Regions from separate parts of the Homo sapiens genome. Here region 1 is linked to region 2. Evidence: read pairs that join two places in POLR2A ChIA-PET (ENCODE). Cell type or tissue: MCF 10A. All regions are shown on one strand.

The links. ChIA-PET counts read pairs that join two places held together with the same protein. Peaks named below come from ENCODE experiments on the same cell type or tissue, not always from the same donor. Only the 100,000 strongest peaks of a DNase experiment are listed, where the experiment ranks them.
Region 1: POLR2A ChIA-PET joins it to region 2 with 6 read pairs; 2 of 35 experiments call an interaction of 5 or more read pairs at or near these places.

What each region holds. Positions count from the first base shown.
Region 1 is chr18:31,678,317-31,680,816 of GRCh38, reverse strand. All of the region lies in intron 1 of B4GALT6 (beta-1,4-galactosyltransferase 6), which reads left to right. Among named protein-coding and RNA genes, the nearest start is that of B4GALT6, 5.0 kb to the left of the region's middle. In MCF 10A, no CTCF peak of the experiment used is centred here; a DNase peak (open chromatin) is centred at 1,486.
Region 2 is chr18:31,486,614-31,489,113 of GRCh38, reverse strand. No RefSeq gene overlaps it. Among named protein-coding and RNA genes, the nearest start is that of DSG2, 10 kb to the left of the region's middle. RefSeq lists an enhancer at 1-2,500. In MCF 10A, no CTCF peak of the experiment used is centred here; a DNase peak (open chromatin) is centred at 1,293.

The DNA of each region.
Region 1 (2,500 bases), 190 kb before region 2:
GCTCCAGTGTCCAGCCATGGTGTTCAGATGCTTGAGGTCTCTAAAATTCCTGGCAGAGAGAGACTGGTCTTTGTTCATACAGCTTTATCAAAGCTTCTGTGATTACAAAATAAATTGATAGTGCCTGTAATCAGTGGGGCTATATAATGGGAGGAGATTACATAACTTCCCTGGGAGTGGGGATTTCACTGTCCATTTGACTCACCAGAAGCCCTGACCTTTCCTAGACACACTGACGGGCTGTTTTGCTCTCTGGGTAGAGGTGAAATCTGGTTGGGCCACTTTGGTCTGACTTCCTCTGGGCCCTTGGAGGAATTATCTGGCTGAGTGCTTTGTTATTTGGGCCTCCCTGGGGTGTGTGCCCTGCTGGAAATGGTGGAGCTGATGGCGATGGGTAGTCAAAGTGTGGGGTCTATGTGCAAGCATGTATGTTGTGGGAGAGGTATCTTAGGTCCTTTCCTCAGAGTCCCTCTGGCATTTTGGCTGGGGTTCTTCCTGGGCTAGCACAGAAGGTAGCTAGTTAACCCTGCAGCTTTCTTATCATAGCCCTTTAGCCTCCTGGCCCTGGCAAGTGGGCCTGGCTGTGTTCTTTGGAGCTGTTAATAGTCTGCTTTGTTTCAAAGGTCTTTCAGTTTTATTCACCCAGTGCTCTGATCTGCATGGCCCATTTCAGGAGTTCGGATTTGGTATCCGAATATCATGGAGGGCCATGGTATTGGGCATCTCTTTTTTCTGGGCCTCCCTTACTGGCCACATGTCCCATGCTTTTTTTGTCCTGTGAGTAACAGGAAATGTCAGAAGTCTTGAAAGCGATGCAGTCCATTGTCTTAGAGTGACCCTTCTAGCATGAAGGATGGGTTATAGGGGGCAATGGCCAATAGAAGATTAGAACTGTCGAGGTTGGTAGTTCATCAGGGCAGAGTTGAATGGATGGGAATAGTAGGTTTGAAGAAACAGGAAGAGCTTTAACATGAGGTTTGGATTCTAGCTTAGACATTCAGGTAGCTATTAATAGGGAGTATAGAAAGTCACGTCTTTGGGGGGCTATTTTGCTTTTAGAGAAATTGAGTTGGGATCCCTGTGTGATATCCAGGAAGAATTAGTAGGTAGGCAGATGAAAGTAAGGGCGTGCTGCCCAGGAGAGAGATTTGATTGTCTTCATCATGTAGGTGAATGGTATTTATTTATCCTCCAACACATCTGAGTAATAAAACTCACTCCTTCAACTGGAAGTGACTCACTGTGTGACTTCCTCTGAAACATGGAATCACGGGTTAAATTGGAATACAGAGGAAGACCAAGTATAGTTTGAAAGTATCCGATGGGATTTGCTACCCTCCTTCTCACTCCCTAGCTTTGTTACAAGAGTCATTGGGTCCATTCCACACTCAAGAGATGAGAGATGAGTTAGAGATTGTTTCCACAGTCAGATTGCCATTCCTAAGTAGCATATGTGACTCAGCTATATCTCTTCAGTGTAAACTAATCCAAATCCCATGGCCTTGTGGGAAATTAGGCAATATTGAAGGGAAACTTGATTCATTGAAATCTGGCAATGCTAACTGCTATTTTTCACCTTAGCCTTCCTTTTACAAATACATTTGAAGTCTGTTAAACAATGTGGCAGAGTGAGGCAGAGGTGTGTTTTTTTCTGCAGCAGTGCTTATCATTACTGCCTTTAATGTTTATTAAAGATAAAAATAGCCATGTCTGTGATTACTTTCAGAAGAGAAACTTCTCACCTAGGTTTGTAGTGTCTGTGTGTAATAGGTATTCCAAACACTACGTGTAATTTGGTTGGGACTAAAATGCATTTTCCTTTTGAGGCAGTGTGGTACACAGTAGTTAATTTCCTAACCCGTCCTGTGGAAAGCCTGTTTCTCACAGGTTGTCCTGCAGGGCTTCTCAGGGCACTTGTCCTTCTGGGCCTCATCTCTGATGGTTCTAGCTGTGGCTTTTCCTCTCACCCTCAGAGCCCTTGCGTTTGCCCCCCTGTCCAAGGGCCCAAGGCCAGGGGAAACTTGGGCATAGAAGCATTGGTTTCTGGAGCCAGAGCTATGAGCAGAGCAGCCCCAAGAGCAAAATCCCAAAGAGAGCCCACCGCGTTGTCCATATTTGGAGATCCATGTCTTCCCTGCCACACCCCTGACCCCTTGCCAGTAGGGCTAGCCTTGTCTGTGAAATGAGAGAAGGAAGGACAGGCTCTGGAAGATGGCCACTTGCCGAAAGTGTCACACATCATTGTTGGAAGAGCTGAAATGTACACCTTAGGATTCCTGACTCATTCTACTGTGCCCGAGTTGAAGGAACTAATTATTTTTGCCCTGGACAATGGAAGATTTTGGGGAAATACAAGCTCTCTTTTCTTCAGTTTGAAGGAATACTGTATAGACGAGCGATGAAATTTTTTGGATAGCCTAAGTTAGCAGTGAGGGTAATTACAATGAGGCAGAGTTGAGGCTTATTGAAAAGAGAGAGAGAGGAAAAAAAAAGACCAGTC
Region 2 (2,500 bases):
ATGGCAGCTGGTAGGTGTAAGTCAGGGTTGTAGAGTGACCCAGATGACAGTTAAGAGGTGTAAGTATCCAGGAAAGATCAACTATTATTTTGATGTTTTTCTAGGTCCAGATTGATGACATCTTATGGAAATATCTATGTAAAACATCTATAAAGAGAACTGAACTAGGCACTGAGGACAATATCACACATACAAAGATGATAAACAAGATCTATAACAAAAGGCTGAAGGTGCTGGGAATATTTAACCTAGTAAAGAATAAAGTGGTCAGGTGCAGTGGCTCAAGCCTGTAATCCCAGCACTTTGGGAGGCCTAGGTGGTGAATCACCTGAGGTCAGGAGTTCAAGACCAGCCCAACCAACGTGGTGAAACCCCATCTCTACTAAATACAAAAAATTAGCTGAGCGTGACGGAGCATGTCTGTAATCCCAGCTACTTGGGAGGCTGAGGCAGGAGAATCGCTTGAACCTGGGAGGTGAAGGTTGCAGTGAGCCGAGGTGGTGCCAGTGCACTCCAGCCTGGGCAACAAGAGTGAAACTCCGTCTCAAAAAAAAGAATAAAGTGACAGTATCAGAAAAAGAATGTAAAAGTCCTAAAAATCGTTTCTATAAGGAATATATTCCTATTGCTTCTTTAAGCAGAAACATGTTTAAGTTTCAGAGGAAAAGGTTTAGGTTAGAAACTGTAACTTTCCATTCTATAAAAAAATCTTTATCAAAAGAAAAGAAAAAAAAGAGGTGTAAGTATCCAGGATACTCCTGGAATTGAGTGTGGTCAGGAGGAAGACAGACAGGGTGAATGAAGCTGGAGGAGCTCAGGGCCCAGTTGAGAATAGACAGTTTGTTACATTGGCCATGGAGAAATGGGAGAGGATCGTCCTTCCCCTCAATCCTGGAGAAAGACCCATGGTCCTATTCCATGGAAGTCAAGGCATGGATGACAGCACCAACATTTGGAGTCAGGATCTTGAATTTCTTATGGACTCTCCAGTTAGATGGACCAAGAGACGCTTCTGCCTTAGGTGGTGAGAGAGGAGCGCTGGCCAACGTGGGGGTGGAGGAGGCCTCTAATAAGAGAGCGGGAAGAGTTATGTTGACTTTCCCAGTTAGAACTCACAGGATAATAAAGCCCAGCAGACTCCAAGCCCTGTTGTCTAGCACAGAGAAGCCAGCACGTCCTTAATGAACAGTCCCCTCATTCTGGGGGAGCAAAAATAGGCAGCCCTGAGATCACAGCCTCAGACGTCAACATCCCGAAAGAGTGAGAGTCCCAGTGCCGTGAGTCACAGTGTCTCACTGAGCTTTCCCCACATGTTCCTCCTTGTGAGTCAGTATACATGGACTGACTGCTTTGGATGCAAAGTCTCTGAGCCAAGCTGTTTTAAGGAAATTGTTAACATTGTTCATGAGGCAGAGGAGAATTAGGGAAAGACAGTGACAGTTGCAAAATAGCATTTGGTGCAGTAGAGGAAACAAAATGGTCTATTCTTGGGAATCAGTAGGGTGTTGAACACATCTCATGCAATCTTTTTTGAACTAAGTCACAGTAGTTTAAAAATGTGATCAGAATATAATAATGCTGGATTGAGGCAATTATGAAACAGGCAACTGCCTGGGAAACCCCAGCAAGGCCTGGAGGCCCCAACAGAAGGCCTCTCGCATTCACTGATTAATGTCGGCATTCCTTCAGCAGAAGGCTTCCTTGGAGTGCATATTACTGGGAGGGCAGAATGTTGATCCACTGTCAGTTATTTACATCTTAGTCTAGTGCCACAGGTTCACCAGGCATGCCCCACCTCGGAGCCTTGCACTTGCGGTTCCTTTTCCCTGGAAGTTTCTGCTCCAGAAATGTACAAGGTCTTTTCCGTCACTCTTCACTTTTCTCCCCTCAAATGTTACCTTCTCAGTAAGGACATTCCCTGACCAGTGATTTTAAAATTGTAATTACCCTCCCCCCGCCCCCCGTGCCCAGAGCTCCCCATCCTCTTTTTCTCTTCTGTATTTTTCTTCTTGGTACATTGTAACCTAAAAGACTGTGTTTTAACTTATTTCTTATCTGTTGCCATTCCCTAGGATGTAAACTTTGTGAGGGCTGGGATTTTTCTCTGTGAACTGCCGTGTATCCTGCAAATAAAACAGTGCCTGGCCCAATGTAGGCTTTCGGTAAATCCCAGCTGAATGTGTAAATACATGAATAAGTGAAGAAATTTTCAAGGTTATTTTGGAATTGAGAGAGAGAGAGTGTAAAATGAGGGTAAAGGGGAAAAGGGGAAGAGAACATTGGATTCCTGGAAGGACATGAGGGACTGTCACCAGACTGGGGTGGGGGTGTGATGGGGGGCCTGGCTCGCTGTGGATAAAATTGCTCTACCTCACAATTTCGTCAAGGGCGGGCATTGCTAAGACTGCCGGGACAGGGTGAAGTGGAGGAGTTCAGACGCCAGTGGAGAACACGGCTGTTCTTCCTCTGCTTTAAGGCTCCCTTCCTTGCAGGGGGAACC